Linked DNA regions of Homo sapiens: region 1 is linked to region 2. Evidence: read pairs that join two places in POLR2A ChIA-PET (ENCODE). Cell type or tissue: Panc1. All regions are shown on one strand. Each heading gives the region's core, and the rest is flanking DNA. Links, peaks and the distances in the headings are about the cores only.

Region 1 (7,914 bases), core at 2,608-6,607, 290 kb before region 2:
ACCACATAAATGAATGACATGGCTGTGTTTCAGTAAAACTTTATTTATAAAAATAAGCAGCAAATAGAATTTAACCCATGAGCTGTAGTTTACCAGTCCCTGGACTAAGAGCTTAATATTGTTGAGCTATGACAGTTGATACAATTTTCTCTTCTATAGGGATTCATCAGCTACAGATATCTGCAGGTCACTTCAGTGGGTCAGAGAACTCCTCTTCTGGACAGTTCAAGAGACACAGCCAACATTTGCTTCTATGCCTTGGAGGTCTAAGGGCCAAGAGAAGCCTCTCCTGTTTCCCAGGGTGACCTTGCCTTCCATCCCCAAGAATAAATGCTATGGCAGCCGCCATTACCAAGCTGCTGTCATTTCAGCAGAACCAGTGCTGCAGTTCCCTGTTCCCTCCTACCCACTGCCTCCCACCCATCTCCTACTTCTGTCTAAAAAAGAGTAGAGATGGAGAGCAAGGAGACCTTTCAATGAGGGAAGGCTTCACGAATCCATAGCCATCACCATCTCTCTAGTTCCTCTGGTGAAGGGCAGGAGAATTCTGTGTCAACTCTGTGGTACCTGAGGTCGGGAGACAGGAATTTTTCTCCTGGCCATTTGCTCATGAAACCACCTCAGAGCCACCAGAGAGGAGCTATGACGAGGGCAGAGAGGTCTGGGCATTTGATCCCAAAGTTTGATGACCTGCATAAATACAGACAACGAAGCCAGCCTCTCCTTTGAAGATTCCTGAAAATGAAAAACTTCCATGCCATTAGGGTGTGGACGGTTTCTAATGAATTGTTGCAGGAAGTCAGGGACCCCGAATGGAGGGACCCGCTGAAGCCATGGCAGAAGAACATAAATTGTGAGGATTTCATGGACATTTATTAGTTCTCCAAATTTTATAATTTCTTATGCCTGTCTTTACTGCAATCTCTGAACATAAATTGTGAAGATTTCATGGACATTTATCACTTCCCCAATCAATACTCTTGTGATTTCCTATGCCTGTCTTTACTTTAATCTCTTAATCCCATCATCTTCATAAGCTGAGGAGGATGTATGTCACCTCAGGACCCTGTGATGATTGTGTTAACTGCACAAATTGTTTGTAGAGCGTGTGTGTTTGAACAATATCAAAATCTGGGCACCTTAAGAACAGGATAACAGCAATTTTCAGGGAACAACGGAGATAACCTTAAAGTCTGGCTGCCTGTGGGCTGGGCAGAACAGAGCCTTATTTATCTTCTTTCAAAAGCAAATAGGAGAAATATCTCTGAATTCTTTTTCTCAGCAAGGAACATCCCTGAGAAAGAGAATGCGTCCCTAAGGGGAGGCCTCTAAAATGGCTGCTTTGGGGATGGCTGTCTTTTACAGTCGTAGCTGTAGGGATGAAATAAGCCCTGGTCTCCCGTAGCATTCCCAGGCCTATTAGGACAAGGAAATTCCCGCCTAATAAATTTTGGTCAGACCAGTTGTCTGCTCTCAAACCTTGTCTCCTGATAAGATATTATCACTGAAAATGCATGCCTGAAACTTCATTAGCAATTTTAATTTCGCCCCAGTCCTGTGGTCCTGTGATCTCGCCCTGCATCCATTTGCCTTGTAACATTTTATTACTTTGTGAAGCATGTGATCTCTGTGACCCACACCATATTCATACACTCCTTTCCCTTTTGAAAATCACTAGTAAAAACTTGCTGGTTTTACAGCTCAGGGGGCATCACGGAACCTGCCAACATGTGATGTCTCCCCCGGATGCCCAGCTTTAAAATTTCTCTCTTTTGTACTCTTTCCCTTTATTTCTCAGACTGGCTGGCACTTAGGGAAAATAGAGAAGAACCTACGTGAAATATTGGGGGTGAATTTCTCCCGATAATGAATGTGCCTCAAGAAGAGTTTGAAGGCCTTTGTACATCCATGTCTCTCAAAGAACACCAAGTGGACCCACATGAACTCTCATAGCATCTCCTGGGGAAGCCTGGGGTGTGAAAAAAGGGCAGGGGTCCTGGGTTCCACAGAAAGCTACTCAGCCAAGTCCTGAGGAGCCCATTTTGGGGAAGGGCTTGGAGCCTGGGGCTACCATGACACACCCTGAGCACAGGGGCAGAAGCAGGGGTGCTTCTCCATGAAGTCAGGGCAGGGTCAACACCAAACCCCACCCAAGATCAACCCACACAGCCCTCAGGCCAAGACCACATCATTAGGGGTTCACAGCTCTTCCCACCACAGTCAGCGGAAGGAGCTCCATGAGCAGTGTCAGGACTTGGCTGCTGGAGGATTCCGAGTCAGAGAAGATTCTGGTCCTGGAAACAGCACTGTAGGTAGTGCTTTGGATGAAAGATGAGCTGCAGCTGGGAAGCTCTCCAGCTAGCAGGCTTCTGAGAGAAAGCATGGTTGTGATGACAGGAAAAAGGACAATTGCTCCATGTTTCCACCACAGTAAGTGGACTTGTCCCCATCTGAGTGACACTGCTCAGATTGATTTTCCTAAGCACCCACAGGATGCCCTTTTTTCTCATGGACAGATTTGGCTCTAGACTGGCTAATACCATGGGTCTGGGCATATCTTTGCACATCTCTGATATTATCCACTAAGCGTGGACTTTTAATTTTAACTCTCAGGGTTTAAGGGGTTGTCTGTTTGAGTACTAAGTCAAAATTTGACTCCTTTTTAACTATATGGTTTTTAAAAAATCAAACCCTGTCTATCCTCTGTTTTGGGGTGGCTGATCTTGCTGATGCCCAAACACAAAGGAAAACCCCAAGCTCTTCGCAGAGCTGAGCATCAGCCTGCCTAGGGAGGCATTCAAAGGCCATGGGAAGCTGGAGATTTGTTTCCCTCCCTCTTTTCTTTTCTTTTCTTCTTTTCTCTCCTTCCTTCCTTCCTCTTTCTTTCTCTTTCTTTTTTCTTTCTCTCTCTTTCTCTTTCTTTCTCTATCCCTCCCTTCCTCCTTCCCTCTTTTCCTTCCCTCCCTTCCTTTCCTTCCTTTCTCCTTCTTCCTTTCTCTTTCTTCCTTCCTTTCTTTCTTTCTCTCTCCCTTTCCTTCTTTTTCTTTCTTTATTTTGTTTGAAAGACAGGGTCTCACTTTGTTGCCTAGGCTGGAGCACTGTGGCACAAAAATGGCTCACTACAGCCTCCATCTCCTGGGCTCAAGTGTTCCTCCTGCCTCAGTTTCCCAAATAACTGGGACTACAGGTGTGCACTGCCACCTGTAGTGGGCTAATTTTTTAATTATTATTTTTTGGAGAGACAAGGTCTCACTACGTTGCCAGGCTGGTCTCAAACTCCTGAGCAATCTTTCTGCCTTGGCCTCCCAAAGTGCTGGAATTTCAGGCGTGAGCCACCATGTCTGGCCTATTTCTTTATCTTTTGATTTCTTTCTTTGTCTTTTTATTTTATAAAGTTTTACTTCAGTTTGTTTATTTTTACCCAGTCTGCTCTTTAAGCTTCTGGTCTTAGCATTTTATTTTGTTTCTATCTATCTGTTTGAAGTGGTTTGTTTTCTCAATTAGTTCACGATGTTTATCTTACTGTTTTGACACTTTGATTGTAGCCTTCTCATCTTTAACATGAATTTGTTTTACTTTTGCATTTGGTTTCGTTTTTCTATTCACCTCTGTTTTTCCTAAAGTTTTGTCTGTTTTCATTGTAGCTTCCCATCATTCCCTCCATTGCTTTAATTATCTCTTTACCATTTATTTTATCCTGTTATTATTTAATTGTTGTATAGAGATTTAGTTCTTGATTTTAGGAATTCTAGCCATGGAAGGCTGGTGTCAGAGTGACAGATGAGGGAAAGCTGTCATAGGGCCCTGAACACGTCACACCCACTTTATTAGGAAGCCAAGCGACAGTGGAATGAATGTGCACTTGCCATGTGTACCCGGGATCTCAGAAACGGGTCCCACGGTAATGAATGAGCAACATTTATTCTCATGGTAGCCCATTCTCCCCAACCCCCAAAAAGGAGAATCTAAAAAGCTTGTTTTTAGAATTCTTGGTGTTCTGACAATGTATACTACTGAAATTCGGGAGGAAAAACCTAGGCACATTAGGATCTCATATCCAATTGTATCATGGGTTGTCCGGAAGAAGACACCAATAAACAAATCTTCCTTTTAGTCTATTCATAATAGGATTTAGGTTGTTATCTGAACAGAAGGGGTCAGAAATAGGAGAAGATAGGAGAAGTTATTTTGATAAATGGGCAATGGCTTACTTATGAAATCCTGAGCATAGGTCTCCTTCTCCAAGTCGTATTTGGTGTGGGACAGTCCACTTTCCTGCTGTGGAAGACACCGTGGGGTCAATAAAACCACTGGTGATCCTGCAGGCTGAGCAGGTCTCACCTCTTTACTTTAGCTCAGGATTCTAAAGAAGTCTTGGCCAAAGGAGAATACTCCGCTTCACCAGGGAGCAAAACCATTTCCATTGTTGTCCCTTGATCAACAAACCTTAGACAGAATCCAATAGTACCATTTTGCAATGCTGTATTTTAATTGCTGAGAGAGGTAAAAGTCATCAGAAATCTTGCAAATGAGCCCCGATGTTGCTGAAATCAGCATTTTCCAATCTGTATACACAGGTATTTATAATTGTCCAGTGTTTCACTGTATGTCGGCAGAGGCTGATAGTGATTAAGATGGTAGGAAAAAATGTCATAACCATAAAGCTGGAGAAAATTGAAGTGCAATGTGCTCTTCAGACAGCAAATGGAAAAATAAATGGGTCAAGTTCTCATTTTGGCAATTCAGGGGGAAATTTTTTGAAGTAATGAAGGGAACTAGAATTAGATAGGATGAGAAATTGGCTCATGAATTGAAAGGCATCGTCTGTATCCTAAGTAATAAGAAATTCCAGACGTCGGCTAGAGTATTCACCTTGCCCTGATGACATCTCAATAGAGTCTTCAAATGTTTATTGCAAGGGAATGTAAAAATTTTATAGGCAAAACATATTAGCTAACAAAGCACTGGATTATAACAAAAAGGAAAATAGCTTTCATTAAGTCTATATAACGCATCTAGCACTTCCCCACTCATTTTAAGGTGATTGTGTGATTTCATCCTCTCAAGAACTCTGTTGCTGCAAACAACGAATATGAGGCTAAACACTTAAGCTTCTTGTTCAAGCTCACACAGCTGGGAAATGGCACACCTGGGTCCTCAAGCGAGGAACCCTGAACACAGATGCTTTTCCATTTGATCACACCCTTCCCAAGATTCTGAGCTAGGTTCAGCCACAGGCCGGCAGTGTGACCTCCACTCTACTCTGGGTTACCGCACACCTGCAGTGAGGTACACATTGCTAGAAGTAGGATTGGAAGCTGGATAGGCTGTTCCTGCCTCATGGTATTTACCACCTGATAGGGCCTCCAGCAATCAGCAATTCACCATATCCATTAAAAAAACATCAGCGAAGTCATTTAATTTCTTAGCTATCCAATTTCTTCATCTGCAGAGTGAGAAATGTTTAACCTTTCAGTGATTCAGAACTAAGAGCATGCAAAAAAGTCACCTACAAAGGTTTTGAAAAATTGAGTTATCAAGGCCCTACTCCAAACCGGCTTTTGAGTTGAGGCCTAAAACATGTAATTTGGAAACTTCCTTAGACGATTCAATTCAAACCTGTATTGTAAGAACCAATAGAAATGCTGACTCCAAATTCCTTTCTAGGACTCAGGTGCTAGTTTTATCTTTAGGAGATCTTTAAATATCTCTCCGTTATCCAGCATTTATACTTGAACACTGGCAGAAAAAATGCCTACTGACATTGGACTACCAGGTATTGGAGTGACTTCTGAAAAAGAAAAGGATTCGCCATCTTCACACGGGGTTACAAGTTGAAACTTTCCCCTTAGCAGAATACACAGCTAACAAGAGCCTTTCGGCTGGGCGCGGTGGTTCACGCCTGTAATCCCAGCACTTTGGGAGTCTGAGGCAGGCGGATCACGAGGTCAGGAGTTCAAGACCAGCCTGACCAATGAGGTGAACCCTTGTTTCTACTAAAAATACAAAAATTAGCCAGTCATGGTGGCGTGCGCCTGTAATCCCAGCTGCTCAGGAGGCTGAGGCAGGAGAATCGCTTGAATTCAGGAGGCGGAGGTTGCAGTGAACCGAGATCACACCACTGTACTCCAGCCTGGCTGACAGAGCGAGACGCCATCTCAAAAAAAAAAAAAAAAAAAAAAAACGAAAACGGAAACAAAAAACAAAAAACCTTTCATGTCAAGCAAGGAAATGAAGAAATTCCGATGCAAGGTCCCTCCACCAAAGAAATTCAAGTTCCAAACATGCTGCTGGGGAATGGGCTTCTGCCTAGTAGAAAAATCTAGTATTTGGCCCAGGGTGATGGGAAGAAAGGGAAAGCAAGATTAAGAATTTACAGATATCATTGGGCAGGAAGTGAACTTCAGACCGTGCAATCTGGAGTATGAGCAAAACTGAACTGGTTTTTGGAGGGGCAGAGAAGCTACCAAAATCATCCAGATCATATGTATGCAAAACACATCATTTTAGAAAATGTTTGCAAAAGGAGAGAACTTCAAGCCAAAATTACTCTTCCTGAGTTTTCCACAAGTAGCCACAGACTTTGTAATAAGGAAGGAAATTGAACACAATGAACACAGAATTCCATCTACACACAAAAATTCATGGAAAATCACTTCAAAGTAAGGGGAAATGCGATGATGGTAAATTACAATTCAAATTACTACCAGATCAATGTTATTTTTCCTATTAGATTTTATTTTTCCTTCTCTGCTTCTGTAAGCTGAGGCTGTGAGAACAGGGGCTGCCTTGCTTCGATACTTAAGCCAAAGTTGGCCCATGAGATTGTAGAAAGGTTAACCGGCTCTGCAGCAAGAAAAACATAGGAAGGCTATGAATTAATCTATTCACTGTCTTCCCCCTCATTCGTTCCCACATAGCCCCCATTATCTTCCATGAACCTAAACAGCCAGTGCTGTGTCACTACTGGTGGACCTCCCAAGAGCTTCCTCTGTCCCTAAAAGTGGGGCGCCAATTCATACCCAGGAAGAGCAACCACAGCTTCCACCCTCTCCCTACATAAAAATTATAGCCATTCCAGGGATACTGCTGAGCATGGACTAGCAAGACCCAAACTGGGGGACATGGTGTACCAGAAAACCTGGGAGCACACCTTGGACCCAGTCCAAGAGGCGCAGAGGCAATATCCCAATGGAAGCCACCAAGAGGCAAACCAGGAAAACAGGAGCTAACATCAGGAATCTGCCAGGCAGAACAACCAACAGGGGGCAGTGACTCCAAATTGACTATAGGAGGTGCTGGCCTGATTCCGGGAGACAGCAGGACCCTCAACCTCTTGGGTGTATATGCTTCCAAGAAGATGAATGTGTGTGTCTCTATGGGCACCACTGGGCCTCCAGTGCATTCCATATGGGACCCTACCTCTTTCTGGCACCTGTAGTCAAGCTGCCCTTTCCTATGGGGACCTAAGGGTAAGCCTCATATCAGGCCCTTCTGAAAAGTCCCCAGCACCTATGTTGGAACTTCACCATTATACTTCCCTTTGAATCTGTGCTATTTTGCAAAGTAAAAAATACCTCTTCTTTGCCATGAGTTGGGCTATGTCTTAACTCCCTTGTAAGATGATAAAATCCTTGAAGGAAATTGCTTTTGTCTTACTCATCTTTTTCTTAATCACCCTCCCCACTATGTATTGAATGCACACGATTGCCTTAAGTGGAATCCAGGGACTTTCCCTCGGTCGCTGAAAGTGTGGTTCCAACAAGCAGCAAAACACCCTCAACTCAGACTCCAGCTCCTTAGGGCCTAGAAGGATTCCAGGTAAAATATTGCCTTGCTTTTTAAGTCAGGCAGTAGAAAGGGTCCAGGCTCCACACTCACATAGGAGGTGCCACCCTTCCCTAGAGCATCGAT
Region 2 (7,914 bases), core at 1,840-5,839:
TGGTTCCTTGCCTTGTAAAAATGAAGGTAATGATTCTCAATCTGCTTCTCAAGCCACCATAAAAATTAATGGGTGGTTTGCAGAGCGTTTTGACATCCGTGGATGGACAGCGGCTGTACTTTAAGGCGCTGGGGAACATTCTACTGTTCCTCATTGCAGTGGTCATGCAGTGTAATAGGCTGCCTCTCACCTGGCCGTCCTGCCCAGGAAACAGACTCCAGGAATGTCCAGTGGAGCCCTGAGGACAATATTCCTGGTTCCTTGCTCAGTGCCCTCGGGACTCGGCCAAATCCCTCAGAGTGGGAAGCTTGGGAAGAGGCAGCGCTCTCCAATCCCCCTCCTCCACCTCTGCTTTCTGCTTGTAGGCGGATTTCTTAAAGTAAGGGGGCAGTGATATTTAGGCGGGACCCCAGATTGCCCACTGCCTGATGTTTGTGGGTCTGTGGAATGCCCGGGCCGTGCTTATCCAAAAGAACAGTTAGTTCTGGGAGGACGCATAAACTGAACAAACCTGGCTTCCTAGAGATTTGTATGGCTCACTTGTTTACTAAATGAACAATGACCGGCTGCGGAGAAGCCCAGGACACTTCTGTGAGCTTTATTATTATTTTTTTCCTGTTGTCCCAAGACTACATTTTAGTGATCTTATAAAACAATAAATAAGAACCCATGCCATTTGTTAATTCTGGGTACCAAAGGCCCAGGTGGGGAGAGGTACTTCACAGCATGCCTTTTGTCCCCAAGCACCCATGCCACCCCCACAACAACAAAGTAATCAGGGTAGAAGATCCTCTTTCTGTAACCGTCTGTCGTTTGATAGTTTCATTTTTTAAATTGTCCTTTCCACCAGCACGTGGATCTGATCAGGGTCTGTCTAGTTGCAGATCACAGCTCAAGAGGGGGTTTTGGAAAGACCCAGAAAGTGGGCTGAAAAAAATGCTGATAAAGTATCCTTCACCGGGTGCCTTGTCTGTTCATGTATTGTGCTCTTACTTTTCTCTGTGGAGGGAGGACCTTCCTGGCTTTTCTCCCTTGCTCTTGTTTGCTAATCCGGCAGCCTGGAATTATTTCCCTCTGGGCTGCTTGAATAGACTTTCTTCTTATTCTAATGCTGGATTCTAGTCTGATCATAAGATATGCGAATGGTGAATGTGGTTTACGCCCTTGAATCCTGGGAGGTGTTCCTGGTTTTAAATCCTGGGATCCTGGCCAGTTAAGAGCCCCTGGCTCCCCTGAAATTGCGTGGGAGGTGTGTGTGCTTTCTTTTCCTGGGGAGCTTCTTACAGAGCCCTTGACCCAAACAAGGTTGAGAGCTCCAGAGTGCGGCCCTGGCAGACCTCGTCCCTGGACCCTGGCTCCAGGCAGACCTCCCAGTTCCAGCCTCGTTTCAGGTACCAGCCTTGTTTTGACCGAGTAGGAGCTGCTGTTTACAACTGGCCAGCCATGTGGATTTCCCTTAGCTTTATTATTTTCAAATTGCACACCTAAATTGGGCTGTGTTGTGATTTTTCTTCTGCAAATTGGACTCAGGCCCCTGGGACATTTCCCAAGGCCCTGGAGGTGGGCATCAGGTCTTCTCTGTTGCGAGGTAGCCGCCTGACAACCAGGAATCCGAAAAGGTCACCGATCACTAAATAGAGTTCTCAGAGCACTCTCAGTGCGCGGGTCAGCTTTGCTCCTGGCCAGGAGCGAGCCTCAGGCCAAGCAACGTTTACACTCAGCTTCTGGGGAGCTGGGCTAGGTCTCTGGGCTCCCCAGCTATTTGCACGAAAGAAGCCTCACATTCTGCCACCACCCTGTGGAGCAGTGACAGAAAAACAATTCATCTAGCCCCCAAATACCCAGGGAACAATCCAGCTACTTGATTCAGTATCCTCCAGGAAGCCGAAACCAGCTCCTCGGTGGGCCCTGAGGGCGTCCACGTGTTACATAACCCAGCACCTGATCCCACCGTGACCTCGCTAAAGGGAAAAAGTCTCAATAATCAGTCTTCAGAGGGCGAGGGAGTGCAGAATATGCTTTAGAAAGAGGCTGTGTGCCGTGTTTTAAGAAGGGTAAAATCCCATGTAGAACATCACAGCCTCCCATCTTCCAGGTGAACAGTGCCTCCTGAAGTCATCAGGAAGCATATGGATTTGAGGAAGTAGAATTGCTGTATGGAATTCCTCTAATTTAAGGTTTGGGGTATTTTGAGGGATGGAAATAGGTACCACTCGTTGAGGGCTTACCATATGCTAGGCTGCATGTGTGCCCTTTTGAATCCTCACGAAAACTACCAGGGGTTTCATTTTACAGGGAAGCTACGAGAATTTAAGAAACTCCTCCAACCTTAGACTTTAATGAGTGCTTGAGTTGGGATTTGAACCTGGATCTGTCCAAGTCCAGAGCTCGTCATCACATCTCCCGGGGTGCTGAAATTAAAGAAACAAACGGCTCTCAGTCACACATTGGAGCCTGAAGATACAGGCATGCAAATAGCGGAGTGCCAGCCTCCCTCACACAATTAGAAAATAGCTTGTACTCTGAAGGTGATGAAATCTTTAAAACATGTGACGCTTTCTCAGCCTAAATGGAAGGCAGCCATTTTGCACCTTTGTTCGTGAAACCCTCACCCCGTCACCAGGGCGAAGCAAGGTTTATTTGGAAGATTGTGACTTTGAAGTTGGGATAACCCAGGATTTGGTACGATGTCTTTCCTTGTCCCGTGAAAAGAGGGTGTTTGGGCACATGGGGTCACTAGAATGAGATTAAGATTATAGGAAGGCGGTTAAGTAAATGTACAATAAGGGTTCCACCTTCCTCTTTACAATCAAATAAATGACATACTAATGAGATTATTCTTATCTGCGCAATAAAAGCTTATCTCAGGGGAGCTCTCTTTGCTGAAGCCTGTTAGCCCAACTCTTCTGTAGAGATTGAGAAGAATACTTCCTTTGAAAGGATTTTATGGTTCCAAGTTTTTATTAAATCTGCATAACTGAGGACAACCCTGCCTCTTTTTTTTTTTTTTTTGAGTTGAGATTTCTCTGTTGCCCAGGCTGGAGTGCAGTGGCTCAATCATAGCTCACTGCAGCCTTCAACTCCTGGGCTCAAGCAATCCTTCTTCCTCAGCCTCCTGAGTAGCTGGAACTACAGGTGCACACCAGCACGCCCGGGTAGTTTTTTTTTTTAAATTCTTGTAGAAATGGGGTTTCGCTATGTTGTCCAGGCTGGTCTTGAACTCCTGGTTTCAAGTGATCCTCCAGCCTTGGTCTCCCAAAGCACTGGGCTTACAGGTGTGAGGTATGTTGCCCTGCCCTTGCCCCATTTTTATGAGCAGGCAGGAAGCTTTTCTAGCCCCTCCAATGTAGGAGGTCCCTGAGCTCATAGTGTGCCGGTAAACCTGCTCTCTGAGGAGAAAGCAGAGCTTCGATTGCAGTATCTGCCAATTTCTGTGACGTAAATATTCCCACCATGGCTAATTTCTTTTTCTTTTTTTTGAGTCTCACTCTGTCACCCAGGCTGGCTGGAGTGCAGTGGTGCAATCTCGGCTCACTGCAACCTCCACCTCCCAGATTCAAGCTGTTCTCCTACCTCAGCCTCCTGAGTAGCTGGGACAACAGGCATGTGCCACCACGCCCAGAAGTTTTTGTATTTTTAGTAGAGACCGGCTTCCCCATGTTGGCTAGGCTGGTCTTGAACTCCTGACCTCAGGTGAACGGCCCAGCTTGGCCTCCCAAAGTGCTGGGATTACAGATGCAAGCCACCATGCCCAGCCTGATTTCAAACTGCCAGTTTGGGCTGGGAACATTACTAAATAGTTAACAATCTGTGTGAGCCAAGAAGAGCTGGGTCCTGCTCACCATTCATTGCACTGAGCCCACCCACACGACACCCCTGCTTCCCCTTCCGTCACCCCCATCACTTTAATGGAAGAAATTGTGGCCTCACTTCTGCTTGGTCCATGTCTGCCTAGGAGCAGTACTGAAAAAGGATTTGGGTACTACTGAGTAACCGAATTTGGCCAGCAAGAGTAGAAGGCTTCAAAACTCAGGCTGCATTTTAAAATCACCCGGGAGCTTAAAAAAACAACAATCCATGTTCCAGGCCCATCCCCAGTTGAATCAGAATGTCTGGGTGTGGGTCCAGACCTCTGTAGATTTGGAAAGCTTCCCGGGTGACTGTAATGTATATCCACGTTGAACACCAGGGATGTGGTGATGAATTTGTTCAAGAAGAAAGCTGAGGGGGTGCAGTTTGGGGCAGGGCGTGGCAGACCCTGTGTATTTGAGCCCAAGGAGGTGAGATCTCCCTTGCAGAGCAGGGAATGTTTTTCCTTAAGGCCTCGTAGAGGGTGAGGAAGTGCTGGGCTAGGAGAGGCAGGCGGAGCCCATCTTCCCCCCAACAGGTCTGTCCTCCTCCAGGGGCACGTGTCCTACACTGATGAGGTCCACATACTTGTTTGGCTTTGGTTGCTTCTGCTGGTCTAGAAAGGAAAAGAGTCTTCCTTCCAGGAAGTCAGGGGGTCAGGATGAAGCCAGGCAGACCCCCTGGGTGGGTGTGATGAGCTGTTCTCAGATATTAAAGCAGAGGGGCTTACTGGGACCACCCAGATGAAGGAAAGAGAAACCCTACCGCCCAAGGACCATAGCTGAACACTTTGTAAGAGTCCTTGAGCTTGGGTGCGCACATAAGCTGATTATTTTTTCTCCATCATAATTACCAGTAAAATTATTTTAAAATGTGAGAGCTTTCCTTGGAGGCAGTAAGCATGTGGGAGGGAAAAGTCATTCAACTTCAGAGCCAGCCATGGTGAGCGGGGCTGGGACTGGGGAGAGGCACACGAGGCCCCTGGGGTGCAGGATTCAAGGAGGTGCTCGCCCTGGGGGGGTGTCTGGGGAAGGGTCTGTCCTGCTGGCCAGAGGAGGGCTGTTTGAGAGAGGGCGGTCCTGGGCTCACTTCCTTAGAGTTGGGCAGTGAGTGTGGAAGAGCTCATACATGGGAACCTAGAGTGAAGAGCAGGGGCCAGGATCACACTGCTGGATCACCCCCAGAAGGGGCAGGAAGGCTAAGGGGGAGCCAGTGGAGGAGCAGCTGGGATGGGAGAACAAGTGCCCTGCGGGGCCCTGAAGTCAAGGAGGAGAAAGATGGGGGTAGGGGGAGAGGGGGTTGAGAGCTCAAAGCAGACGGGACAGTTCTGAGTCTATCATGTGCGGAGGATTTATGAACGGGAGGACTGGAACCCTGTCACTGTGGTAGTGGAGAAACTCCTATAATAGAAGAAATAGCACAGAGTGGAGGCCACGCAGAAGAATGTTGGTGATAAAAGAAATTGGACCGTATTTGATGGTGTGGAGACAGGGCAGGAGGGAGCCAGGGTTGGGTCAGAGGGACTGGGATTCTAGCAGGGGCGGAAAATTCTCCTTGGGGTACCCGTGCGGTGGGGAGTGGCCGCAGATGCTGAGAGGGAAGCATTGGGTGTGAATAGCTGATCACCAGGAGCAGCTGGTTAAAAGACCTTCCCCAAATGCTTTCTCAGATCATAACATCTGCAACTTTTTCCCACTAGCCTTTGTGGAGGGCTGGCTGGGGGGCCCATTTGTCCTTAAGACTCAATTCAGCAGACTCACTTGCTCTTCCAGGCCCAGTTCACACTGCCTTCTCAGACACACCCGAGGAACCTGCACCTGGGTCTGCCTGTGTCCTAGCTTTCTTACCTGTCTGTTGTCCCCCTAGGCAGGGCGCTGCTTGGGGGCAGTTGCATTTTATTATCTCTGCATCCTCCATACACAGGAGCCCCTCAGACACCATGCCCAGTGCATGAAAGAGCTGGCAGAGAGAGAGAGAGAGCCTGGACAAGGTGAAAACTTAGGGTGGTGACTTCATACAGCCATGTAGTGACAACTCCAATATTCTCTTCTTGACATCTTGGCAGTAAAACTTACAATATATGATAGAAGTAATTCCTCCCTATGAATAATAAACGGCTTACTTATAAATACTGTCCAGTGGCCATCCCCGTAGTTCTGTGCAATTTAATTTTTAATTCAGGTAGGTTTACCTTGCCTTTGTTTACCCATTTTCCACTGTTGCCCTTTGTAAGAGGATTTGACTTTTTTTTTTTTTTTTTTGAGACGGAATCTCACTCTTGCCCACGCTGGAGTGCAATGGCACGATCTCGGCTGATTGCAACCTCCGCCTCCTGGGTTCAAGTGATTCTCCTGCCTCAGCCCCCCAAGTAGCTGGGATTACAGGCGCATGCCACCATGCCTGGCTAATTTTTGTGTTTTCAGTAGAGGTGGGGTTTTACCATGTTGGCCAGGCTGGTCTTGAACTCCTGACCTCAGTTTATCTGCCCACCTCGGCCTCCCAAAGTGCTGGGATTACAGGCATGAGCCACCTTGCCCGGCGAGGATTTGATTTTTTAAAAGCTTTAAGATTAAGAGATAAATGGAGTATTATTAAAATGCATGTACATTTAAGCATTTTTAAATCCTGCTAACAATCATAGTTGATGTACAAGTGCCGTCAAATATTTGTATGTGTCCTGTGCATAAATGGGAAATAAGGGTACGGTATTCAGATCTAACTGAAAATAATGATTGGAGCTGATGTAATACTTACACATAATTCATGTAGAATGCTAGGCCCAGGGCCTATGCCCCATTGCAAAGTGGTGAATACAGATATGGTTGTGGTTCTTCCTGCTGTGGTCTGGTCTCACGTTTCCTTACCCCTGTCCCAAATATCCCCTCTAGCAAGTTGGGTTTTTGTTTTTATCTTGTGGTTTGAGGAATCGATATTTCAAATGTTTGTAAGAGGAATGCTCTGTTCCGGTTCAGTACAGAGCAGCAGCCATTGGTTCTCTCCTTTACAGTGTGGGACTAGGACATCAACACAATTTTGAATTTTGGTCTCATTTCAGGCCTGTGTGAGGGGGTGCTGACTCTGGGTGACATCAGGAGATCAGGCACTGGCTAGTCATCACAAACAGAATCCCAAGAGTTCACTTAGTGCCCATTTTTGCTTATATGTGTATCTTATTGGAGCCACCTGTGATTTTCAGAACTGCTGAATTGGGGGAAAGCAGACGCAACTGTTTGGGGCCACGTGCGCACACACTTGAAATGCTCAGTTGCACTGTGTAATGTAGGATTTTTCCGTGGTTTTGGATTCTTCCCATTTTTGTTGGCCTTTTCCCTGTGTTACGCACTGAGACACTTCTGTACACAGCTGTTTCTTCGAAATCAATCAAATTTGAAACAGCCTGATTTGCAAAACTGAAAGTTGTTGTATGGAGGAAGATCCTTGGTAAGAATTACATGGCTCACGTATCATGTTCTTCTTACATTGTTTTTTGTTTCCCAGCCATTGTCAGGGAACAATAGCTGGAATGACGTTTTCACAGACTGCAATATGAGAAGTTCCTTTTTCCAGTGGCAGCTCCATGGCTCTTTGTTGGGACCTGGTTCATTGCGGGGACATCACAGTGGGAAAGAGCAGGGGGTGTCTGAGCCCCACACACCTGTCTGTGTCCGAATATTTGGCTTCTCTTCCTGTTATGACCTCGGTCACATTTTTGGACATCTTTGAGGCTCAGCCTTCTGATCTCTAAAATGATGACCATCGTACTTCGCTCCTGGAGTTGGGCAGTTTAAATGAGATCACACTCAATGCCACTGTACTGCTAGCTGTGGATTTGGCTCCATCATTGTCCCTGTGGTTTTTGTTTGTTTGTTGTTTGTTTTTGAGATGGAGTTTTGCTCTGTCGCCCAGGCTGGAGTGCAGTGGTGCGATCTTGGCTCACTGAAATCTCCACCCACTGAGTTGAAGTGATTCTCCTGCTTCAGCCTCCCAAGTAGCTGGGATTACAAGTGTGCGCCACCATGCCCAGCTAATTTTTGTATTTTTAGTAGAGACGGGGTTTTACCATGT

What was found. ChIA-PET counts read pairs that join two places held together with the same protein. Peaks named below come from ENCODE experiments on the same cell type or tissue, not always from the same donor. Only the 100,000 strongest peaks of a DNase experiment are listed, where the experiment ranks them.
Region 1: POLR2A ChIA-PET joins it to region 2 with 11 read pairs; 6 of 35 experiments call an interaction of 5 or more read pairs at or near these places.

Annotation. Positions count from the first base shown.
Region 1 is chr2:234,662,566-234,670,479 of GRCh38, forward strand. No RefSeq gene overlaps it. Among named protein-coding and RNA genes, the nearest start is that of LINC01173, 16 kb to the right of the region's middle. In Panc1, for the core only: no CTCF peak of the experiment used is centred there; no DNase peak of the experiment used is centred there.
Region 2 is chr2:234,953,562-234,961,475 of GRCh38, forward strand. The region is part of intron 1 of SH3BP4 (SH3 domain binding protein 4); the gene reads left to right. Among named protein-coding and RNA genes, the nearest start is that of SH3BP4, 5.5 kb to the left of the region's middle. In Panc1, for the core only: no CTCF peak of the experiment used is centred there; no DNase peak of the experiment used is centred there; H3K4me3 peaks cover 923 bases; H3K27ac peaks cover 4,000 bases.